Regions from separate parts of the Homo sapiens genome. Here region 2 is linked to region 1. A link is an interaction called in ENCODE POLR2A ChIA-PET data of the cell type or tissue named here. Cell type or tissue: PC-9. All regions are shown on one strand. Each heading gives the region's core, and the rest is flanking DNA. Links, peaks and the distances in the headings are about the cores only. Region 1 overlaps SERPINB9 (serpin family B member 9). Region 2 has its middle 5.3 kb from the start of SERPINB6.

Region 1 (5,266 bases), core at 267-5,266:
GCAATGAAGATAGGAAGGAACTGGTTGACTTTTTTTTTTTTTTTTTTTTTTTTTTTTTTTAGTGTTAACTGGGGCATGAATGTGGCGGTTTCCATCACAGGTGCTGAAAACACTCTTGGAGGCAACTGCAGCTCTTTTGAAAGTTTTAATTGCGTCTTTCAATAATCCTTCCCCCAGGAGGAGCAAAGGCCAGTGCAGATGATGTATCAGGAGGCCACGTTTAAGCTCGCCCACGTGGGCGAGGTGCGCGCGCAGCTGCTGGAGCTGCCCTACGCCAGGAAGGAGCTGAGCCTGCTGGTGCTGCTGCCTGACGACGGCGTGGAGCTCAGCACGGTAAGACCCGGGCTGCGGGAAGAACCCAGGGACACCTTTGCGGGCAGAACTCGAGTGCCACTTCCACCTCTCATATTCACCTTCTGAGTTGGCGATGCGGCAGACGCACACTGTGCAGGCACTTGGCGTTGGGATCGAACTTTTGTTCAAGGCTGACTTTTCCCAATATTGTCTGCGTGATCTGCCAAACTACACATCTCAGTCCTCTGTTTTTTCATCGCTAGAAGGAGTGGGCGGCGGTTAAAATGCCTTTTAAAATAAATCAGGTAGGAGGAAGCTTATAAAAATCCTGCTAGTTTGATGAATGGCAGACTTTTAACTCTAAAAGCATAAATGACTGCTCGGGGTTATTGCCTCCTAGAGTTATGATGAGGATAAAATGTGGGTAATTCAGGTAACAAGCTTACCACATTGCCTGGCAACTAGTAAATGCTCTACAAATGTGATCCATTATTACAATCATCATTCTTAGCATTATGCTTTTAAAGTCTAGGAACCTGAAATAGAGAATGAGGAAGTCTTAACTTTGACCTAACAAGGCTGGGAGGGGGCATCCAGGGAGGTGTGAAGTCCAGTTCTCAGAGGGTGGGACCAGAGGCAGCCTCTGAGGGCACATCCAGGCACTCGGCTTCCTTTCAGCATGGATCTCCAGGGTGAGAGAGTCAACCATGGCAAATGGCAGGCAGTGGGACCCCATGACTTAAGAGGTCTGTGTGCGCAGCAGCCATTGGCTCTCCCTCTGCCCACCTTCCTGAAACTATGCTCCGGAAACTATGCAGAATCTCTCTGGGGCAGATAATCCTCTGGTAACCTCTCTGCTCCGGAAACTATGCAGAATCTCACCTGGGACAGATAATCCTGTTGGAGTGGCTCACACTGAGAGCCCTTTCGTTTCCAATCCTTTTCTTTACTAGCAATGGTTTGTTGTCTTTAAAAAGACTATGTTTGAAAAAAAAACACAGTCGCCTGGGCATTGACACTTGTCACAATACAAGATGTCTCTGGAGTTGTTGGATAAGGAGAGGACAGCCACAGCCTTCCTGCCTCTGACTGCTTGGTGTCTCTCCCCCTTGTCAAGGAAGTGGCACATGGGACATAGGACAAGTAAGAGTGCTCACAAGCTTCTGGCAGATGAAGGGGCCACTGATCCTATGTGAACAAACAACACCTACGTGCAAGGGGAGGAAGGGAACTGTGAGTGCCTGTGCGCTTGTACATGTGCACTGAAGTCGGAATCTTAAAGTCTAATTCTGGTCTTTCAGGTGGAAAAAAGTCTCACTTTTGAGAAACTCACAGCCTGGACCAAGCCAGACTGTATGAAGAGTACTGAGGTTGAAGTTCTCCTTCCAAAATTTAAACTACAAGAGGATTATGACATGGAATCTGTGCTTCGGCATTTGGGAATTGTTGATGCCTTCCAACAGGGCAAGGCTGACTTGTCGGCAATGTCAGCGGAGAGAGACCTGTGTCTGTCCAAGTTCGTGCACAAGAGTTTTGTGGAGGTGAATGAAGAAGGCACCGAGGCAGCGGCAGCGTCGAGCTGCTTTGTAGTTGCAGAGTGCTGCATGGAATCTGGCCCCAGGTTCTGTGCTGACCACCCTTTCCTTTTCTTCATCAGGCACAACAGAGCCAACAGCATTCTGTTCTGTGGCAGGTTCTCATCGCCATAAAGGGTGCACTTACCGTGCACTCGGCCATTTCCCTCTTCCTGTGTCCCCAGATCCCCACTACAGCTCCAAGAGGATGGGCCTAGAAAGCCAAGTGCAAAGATGAGGGCAGATTCTTTACCTGTCTGCCCTCATGATTTGCCAGCATGAATTCATGATGCTCCACACTCGCTTATGCTACTTAATCAGAATCTTGAGAAAATAGACCATAATGATTCCCTGTTGTATTAAAATTGCAGTCCAAATCCCATAGGATGGCAAGCAAAGTTCTTCTAGAATTCCACATGCAATTCACTCTGGCGACCCTGTGCTTTCCTGACACTGCGAATACATTCCTTAACCCGCTGCCTCAGTGGTAATAAATGGTGCTAGATATTGCTACTATTTTATAGATTTCCTGGTGCTTAGCCTTATAAAAAAGGTTGTAAAATGTACATTTATATTTTATCTTTTTTTTTTTTTTTTTTCTGAGACGCAGTCTGGCTCTCTGTCGCCCAGGCTGGAGTGCAGTGGCTCGATCTCGGCTCACTGCAAGCTCCGCCTCCCGGGTTCACGCCATTCTCCTGCCTCAGCCTCCCGAGTAGCTGGGACTACAGGCGCCCGCCACCACGCCCGGCTAATTTTTTGTATTTTTAGTAGAGACGGGGTTTCACCGTGTTAGCCAGGATGGTGTCGATCTCCTGACCTCGTGATCCACCCGCCTCGGCCTCCCAAAGTGCTGGGATTACAGGCTTGAGCCACCGCGCCCGGCTATATTTTATCTTTTATCTTTTTCTTTGACATTTACCAATCACCAAGCATGCACCAAACACTGCTTTAGGCACTGGGGACACAAAGGGGACAGAGCCATCCTCCTTTGACACCTGGTCTTCAGTTCTGTGCCCAACGTATATAGTTTTGACAATGACCAGGTTGGACTGTTTAATGTCTTTCAACTTACCACGTAATCCTCTTGTAGGGATCACATCTTTCTTTATGATATTGTATTTCTCTACCTCTAACAGTAAAAATTCCATTCAACCCTTAAAGCTCACTTCAAATTCTTCTTTGAGAAGTTTTTCCTTTCTCCGCAACCAGATGTACATATTTGAACTCTCTTTGTACTTGGAGGGCACTTCTTTCGTGGTAGTTCTTTTATTTTTATTAATCTCTGTATCCTTAGATAGTCCTCCAACAACCAAAGGTTGGGACTCTGTCTTACATATCTGGGTGCCCCTCATAGTGCAGTAATAAGTAAGTTGATTATATACGAGCTATGTAACTTATATTTTTTAATGGTTGGATATCACTGAGTTTTTTTTTTTAAGAATTTTTTTATTGAGGTAAACTTCACATAACATAAAATTAACTATTTTAAAGTGAGAAGTTCAGTGCCACTTAGTATTGTTAACAATGTTGCATAACCACCACCTTTATTTAAAGTTCCAAAAAAAATGTTCTCCTCTAAAAGGAAACCCCATCCCATTAAGCAGATACTCTCCATTCCTTCCTTCCTCCAGCCCCCAGCAACCACCAATCTGCTTTCTGTCTCTATGGATTTATCTATTCTTGCTATTTTATATAAATTGAATTGTATGAGACCTTTTGTGTCTGGCTTCTTTCACTTAGTACAAGTTTTTGAGATTTATTTACATAGTAGCATGTATCAACACTTCATTTTTATGGCCAAATAAAATTGTATTATGTGTTTATAGCACAATTTATTTATCCACTCATTCATTGATGGACTTTGGGTTGTTTCTGACTTTTGGCTATTGGGAATAGTGCTGCTATGAATGTTTGTGTACCTGTATTTGTTTGAATGCCTATTTTGCATTCTCTTGGGTATATATCTAGGAGTGGAACTGCTGGGTCATATGTTAATTCTATGTTTAGCTTTTTGAGGAACAGACAAACTGTTTTCCACAGCAGTTGAACCATTCCACATTCCCACCAGCAATGTATGAGAATTCCAATTTCTGTCCACTTCCTCACCAACACTTATTATTTTCCTTTTCCTTTTTTTAAAAAAAATAAGTTATGGCCATCTTAGTGGGTGTGAAGTGGTATCTCATTGTGTTTTTTATTTGCATTTCCTATGTAATGAGCTAGAAACTAAAGTACAAACTAGATGGGACATCCAGTCCCTTTGATAGATAATGCTGAGTAAAAAATGAGATGAAAGACATTTGTTTGTTTTTAGAACACGAGTGACAGTTTGTTAAAAAGCTTTAGAGGAGGAATGAAAACAAAGTGAAGTACACTTAGAAAAGGGCCAAGTGGACATCTTGGATGTCAAGTGCCTAGTTCAGTATCTTTTTTTTTTTTTTTTTTTTTTTTGAGACAGTGCCTCACTCTGTCACCCAGGCTGGAGTGTAGTGGCATGATCTGGGCTCACTGCAACCTCCTCCTCCTGGATTCAAGCAATTCTCTTGCTTCAGCCTCCCAAGTAGCTGAGACTACAAGCACCCACCATCACACCCAGCTAATTTTGTATTTTTCAGTAGAGACGGGGTTTCGCCACATTGGCCGTGTTGGTCTTGAACTCCTGGCCTCAAGCGATCCGCCTACCTCAGCCTCCCAAAGTGCTAGGATTACAGGCATAAGCCACTGAGCCCAGCCCTAGTTCAGTATCTTTTATGTAAATTACAAACATCTGCAACATTATGTATCATATGCAGATACTTATTGCATTTCTTTTATTAGTGGTGAAAGTGTTCTATGCATTTATTGGCTCTTGAATTTCCTCATCTATGAATTGTCATTCATACACCTACTTTTCTGCTTCGTTTTTACATATGTCTTTGCCTATTAAAGATATTATCCCTCTGTTTTATATTTTCTCTCATTCTTGTATTGCCTTTTAAATTTTGTTATGATGTTTCATTAATAAACAGTGTTTTGTTTTCCTCTATAATCAAATCTAGATTTTCCCTTTGTGATTTCCGACACCACTTCCATTCTTAGAAGTACTTTTCCATTCATAAAGTAGTAAAATAAAATAGTTTTTTCTCTAAACTTTTATTTTTGTAATGATTTAACTAATTCACATGGAATTTGATTTTGTATTATTGACATTCAGGAGAAAGCATAATTTTATTTATTAGCCAATTTCTGGATATTGTAAATCTATTTTTCCATCTTTATTCTTCTGGTGAACTTTAGAATAATTTTTTAATACCCAAAGTAATTTTTTTAACTTTCAATTTTTTGGGAGGAAGGATTAGCATGACATTAAGCATATAAATTACTTGAGTAAATTGATGTATTTACAATGTTTAGTCATC
Region 2 (5,499 bases), core at 182-5,181, 88 kb before region 1:
GGCAGACAACCGGAAGTGGGGGCTTCCAGGTCATAGGTGAATTCAAGAATTTTCTGGCCAGGCATAGTGGTTCACACCTATAATCCCAGCACATTGGGAGGCAGAGGCAGGAGGATCAGTTGAGCCCAGGAGTTCAAGACCAGCCTGGCAACATAGTGGGACATTGTCTCCACAAAAAATAAAAAAATTAGTCTGGCGTGGTGGCATGTGACTGTAGTCCCAGCTACTTGGGAGGCTATGGTGGTAGGATTGCTTGAGTCTGGGAAGTCGAGCCAAGATCATGCCACTGCACTCCAGCCTGGGCAAGAGAGTGAGACCCTGTCTCCAAAAAAAAAAAAAAAAAAAAAAAAAAGTTCTAATTGGCAATTAGTTGAAAAGGGTTAAGTTATTATCTAAAGATTTAGAATCAGTAGAAGGGAATGTCTGGGTGTCTGGGTTAAGATAAGGGGTTGCGGAGACTAAGGTTCCTATCATGCAGATGGAATCAATAGAAGAGAATGTCTGCGTTAAGATGAGGAATTGTGCCTGAATTCCAAAGGCACGTGGGTGTAATGAGAACGAGGCATGTTTGTCCTCACTTTTCATCATGGCCTGAACTAGTTTTTCACACTAACTTTGGAATGCCCTTGGTGGAGAGGTCCATTCAGTTGGCTGGGGTACTTAGAATTTTATTTTTGGTTTACATTATCTATAAGGAAAACAAATTTGGTGTAGGTAGTTGCCTAGGAACTTATGTCCTCTGTTGGAGGGCAGGGGTTCTAGCTCTGGACCAATCTCAATGTTTGCATTGTAGTTGTATGATAAATATGCAATTAACCAAATAGAGTAAACTAAGCAATTGACCTAATCATGGATGGTTTATCTGTTAGGGTAAGTTTTTTACTCATCCATGGCCCCAGTTTATTATTTATTTACCATTTAGACACTGAGTCTTCCTTGGTTCAATTTACTGTGACCTAGTTTTTTTTTAAATATTGCTAAATAAATTCAAATCCATCTTTACCATTAACATCGAGGTAGAAATGCTCTTCAAGTTTTATGAGTCTGTTAATCCATGAAATTCTGAGAAATTTACAAGGAGAATGATGGTATTACATAATGTAAGTGTCACAGTGAAATAGTCACAGTTATTCAGGAGAACTTCTTTTCTCCCTTTCTGTGTTAGAGCTGATATGTCAGCAGAACAGAGTGCGCTCATTCAGAGTGATCTCTTAGTTGCTGTTCTTTGGTTTGGTCATGGGTGAGTTAGAGTGCTGTGTTCTTACACCAAACCCGATTTGTGTTACATGAGCTGGTTGTGGTTGCACATTCTTTTTGAAAGTGTTTTCCTCAATCTATGATTTCTAACATTTGAAAGGGAATTGTTTTAAAAAATAAAGTGCAGCAATACAAAATATTTACTTGTAACAATTCCAAATTCAAAAGTAAATGAGATGTGTTTAGTACCCATGACGAAGATCCCTAGTAAATCTTTTTTATTTTTATTTTTTTAAGCTTCAGGGACACATGCTGAAGCTGGTAAATCTCTATTTCCAGTTTCCTGATTGTAAATTCAGACTGTCTTGTAAACAGCTGTAAACTAAGAATAAAACTCTGAGCTCTGCAAGCATGTGAATGGACCCCTTCTCTGGGCCAAGGGCATTCCAAAGTTCAGGCCATGATGGGAAGAGGGGGCAGGACATGCCTTCCTCCCTTTGGAATTCAGACACAACTGACCAACATTAATGTTAAAATAGAGATCTTAATACTAATGAAACAGCTTTTTTTTTTTTTTGTAGCAGTCAGACACCAAATTCCAGCCTGGTCCTAGAATAGCATCACATGACAAAGAGCAGGCCCTGAAAGAAATTGAAGTATTTTACCCCAAAATGTATTTCTTTGGCATGTTTTGAAATGGTCCTGCAAAGCTGTCTCTTGTGGGGGAAATCTACATTCTGTAGAGAATCCCCTTCCCTTTTCCAGGTTTTTTCCTGATCCAGGAGAGAATTAACTACGAGTTTGGCACATTTTAAGTCTGATAAGAGACATTTACAATCTATCCTCTCTGAAACCTTCTACCTGGAGGCTTTATCTGCATAATAAGAACCTTGGTCTCCACAACCCCTTATCGTAACCCAGACACTTCCTTCAGTTGATTCCAGGTCTTCAGATAAACTCTTTTAAACCAATTGCAAATCAGAACATCTTTGAATCTACCTATGACCTGGAGCCTCCCCGCCCGATTATAGTTGTTTCACCTTTTCAAACCGAACCAATGTACATCTTGTATCTATTGATTGATGTCTTATGTCTCCCTAAAATGTATAAGACCAAGCTGTACCCCAACCACCTTAGGCACGTGTTCTCAGGACCTCCCGAGTCTGTGTCACGGGCACGACCTTAACCTTGGCAAAATAAACTTCTAAATTGATTGATACTTGTCTCAGATACTTTTTGGTTTACACACCAAAAAGGCTTTTTTTACTTTTATTTTACATGGAGTACTGAAGTCCTTTCAAACCAAAACTGAACTAGCCCCCATCCGGAGAAGTCTGAGAAAAGAAAATGTCACGCTATTGCTAAGTAAAACCCATGTGTTTTCAGTCATGGTTAGCAGCAGGGACCAATTAAGCAGGTGGGAAAGAAAAAGGCTTTCCCTGAAGTCAGGTCTTTGTTATGACATCTTATGTTTGAAATGAATTTTCTGAACATTAAACACCAATGAGTCACCGAGTTCCATGGAATAACAATTGTGACTGTGATCCTCTACAAACGGACAATGAGATGCCTGCCTTCAGCTCTCTAGTGTCTTCTAACAGTGGCATTCACCTCTCCTCCAGCCACCACCTGGCACTGAGATAGCTTAGAGGCACCCTGAACTCAGTTTTCAAGACAGCTGCCTGGGAAATTTCTTGAGTGAAGGCCCAGTCCCTGAAAAGTTCTGAGGAAAACTAAAGTGTGACTCAGAAGTCCATTGATTCACCCCTGCTCATCTTTCCTTCCTCACTCTGGGTCCGGAGAGAGGGTGAGGCTCTCCCTCGGGAGGTTAGCCCCACGCGTATATTGCATGATTGACCAATTCCTTATTAAATGAGAAAAACGGGAAAGAGAAAAAATATAGAAGAGCCTGAATGTTACCTTCAGGCAGGAGGCTCTGGAGACGGGTTTTCCAGGGGTCTTTTTTGGAGAATGCCAGAATCCCCTCTGCTTTCCCATCTGAAAATGGCTGAAGAGGGGAAGAAATGGCCTGTACGCATTTCCAGTGGTGCCACATCAAACTGCTTTTTCACGTTTGATTATAGACAACGAAAACCCAGGCCTTTGTCCCATGAGCATCAGAACCACTCATCAGAGTAGTTCTCCAACTGTGCACTCATCTCACTTATTATTAGAAACCTGGTTACTTTTGGTTTTGATTGCTTCTCATTATAAGCCTGTTAGAATACGATATAATGAAAATGTGATAAACATTTATGAAACAACTTTATGCCAGATATGTCTCTCTAGGAGGATGCTGAGCTCAGAATTATTAACCTACGTAATTTGGAAATAGTTCTTCAATCTTATTTAAATCCAGGTGGGATGGCAGAGAATGCCAGACTACAGAACCCCTTCCTAGGTCTCCCTGCCCAGTAAACCTATTTTGAGAAGAAGCCATTGAGGTTAGGAATGACTTGCCCTTTGGTGAAGCTATATGGGCTCACACTTTCATTTTGTAGATACTAACACCACAAGTGGTCAGGCAATTTGCTCCACTGAAGGTATCAGCCAATGCAATCAAACAAGAGAAAACGATTAGAGAGATGAACATTGGAGAAAGAAGTACAACTATTTCTATTTATAGGTGATGTAGTATAGCTATAGATGACTTAAAAGAATCAATAAAAAATACAAATAGTAAAAAATTTCAGTAAGGCAGCAGGTTATAAAGTTAATACATAAAAACAATTTTCTCATCCACAAACAAAAGCTAGTTGGAAAATATAATGGAAAAAACTTGCTTACATACAATATCAACAAAGAGATAAAATAACTAGAAATAAACTAAACAAGAAATGTGCAAATCTTACATGAACAAAACTTTAAAGGAAAAAGGAAAAAAATTATTTGAAGGAACAGAAAGACCCAGCATGTTCTTGGCTAGAACAACTAAATCAAAGTACAAATGTTGGTTTATAACAGGGTAATATGTAAATTCAATATGTTTCTAATAGATTACCAACAAGATTTATTTTTATTTTCATTTATTTTATTTTTATTTTATTTTATGTTTTTGAGACAGAGTCTCGCTCTGGTGATCCACTCACCTCTGCCTCCCAAAGTCCTGGGATTATAGGCGTGAGCCACTGCATCTGGCCTGTTTGACTACAGTTTAATTTTATTTTTTTAATTATTATATATATATTTTTTTGAGACAGGGTCTCGCTCCATCATCCAGGCTGGAGTATAATGGCACCATCTCAGCTCACTGTAACCTCTGCCTCCCAGGTTCAAGCAATTCTCCTGCTTCAGCCTCCCAAGCAGCTGGGATTATAGGCACACGCCACCAGGTCCAGCTAATTTTTGTATTCTTAGTAGAGATGGGGTTTCACCATGTTGGCCAGGCTGGTCTTGAACTCCTGACCAAGTGATCTGCCTGCCTTGGCCTCTCAAAGTACTGAGACTACAGGTGTAAGCCACCATGCCCTGCCAACAAGATTTTTTTCTTTAGAGCTAGACAAGTTGACTCTTAAATTTGTATGGGTGAGGCCGGGTGCGGTGGCTGACACCTGTAATCCCAGCACTTTGGGAGGCTGAGGAGGGTGGATCATGAGTTCAGGAGTTTGAGACCAGCCTGGCCAACATGGTGAACCCTCATCTCTACTAAGAATACAAAAATTAGCTGGGTGTGGTGGCATGCGCCTGTAATACCAGCTACTTGGGAGGCTGAGGCATGAGAATCGCTTGAACTCAGGATATGGAGGTTTCAGTGAGCCAAGATCGCACCACTGCACTCCAGCCTGGGTGACAGAGAGGGACTCCAGCTCAAAAAAAAAAAAAAAAGTTTGTATGGGAGAAAAAGCAACAAGGAGAGCCAGGAAAATCTGAAGCAGAAGAGCAGTAAGGAGAATGCGCTGTACGAGATATTGAATCATAAGAGAAAACCTCTATAACTGAAAGAATCTGACCAACAGAACCAAATAGAAAGTTTAGAAAGTTCAGAATCAGACCCAAGTATATGCAGCTATTTGATATATAACATAGGTGGCATGTGAAGACATTAGTGAAAATGGTTTTTCAATAAACAGAGGTGGAAAAACTGAAAGTCACTTGAAAGCGAGTTAAAATTGGATCTATATTTCCCATACACCAGAATAAACTTTAAAGGGATCAGCAATCTAAATATAAAAAATAAAACTGTGCAAATACTAGAAGAAAACATTAGTGAACTCTATAATCTAGAGATTATTCTTTTTTTTAAAAAAAAAGAGATTGCTCCTTGTGAATAGAGAAAGTTTTTCTAACTACGACTCAGAAACA

What was found. ChIA-PET counts read pairs that join two places held together with the same protein. Peaks named below come from ENCODE experiments on the same cell type or tissue, not always from the same donor. Only the 100,000 strongest peaks of a DNase experiment are listed, where the experiment ranks them.
Region 2: POLR2A ChIA-PET joins it to region 1 with 8 read pairs; 12 of 35 experiments call an interaction of 5 or more read pairs at or near these places.

Annotation. Positions count from the first base shown.
Region 1 is chr6:2,886,900-2,892,165 of GRCh38, reverse strand. SERPINB9 (serpin family B member 9) reads left to right here. Exons shown (of 7, transcript NM_004155.6): 6 at 178-333; 7 at 1,596-4,896. The coding sequence ends at 2,003. The region is part of intron 2 of SERPINB9-AS1 (SERPINB9 antisense RNA 1); the gene reads right to left. Among named protein-coding and RNA genes, the nearest start is that of SERPINB9-AS1, 5.5 kb to the right of the region's middle. RefSeq lists a silencer at 4,434-4,634. In PC-9, for the core only: no CTCF peak of the experiment used is centred there; no DNase peak of the experiment used is centred there.
Region 2 is chr6:2,974,112-2,979,610 of GRCh38, reverse strand. No RefSeq gene overlaps it. Among named protein-coding and RNA genes, the nearest start is that of SERPINB6, 5.3 kb to the right of the region's middle. In PC-9, for the core only: no CTCF peak of the experiment used is centred there; a DNase peak (open chromatin) is centred at 2,710; H3K27ac peaks cover 2,724 bases.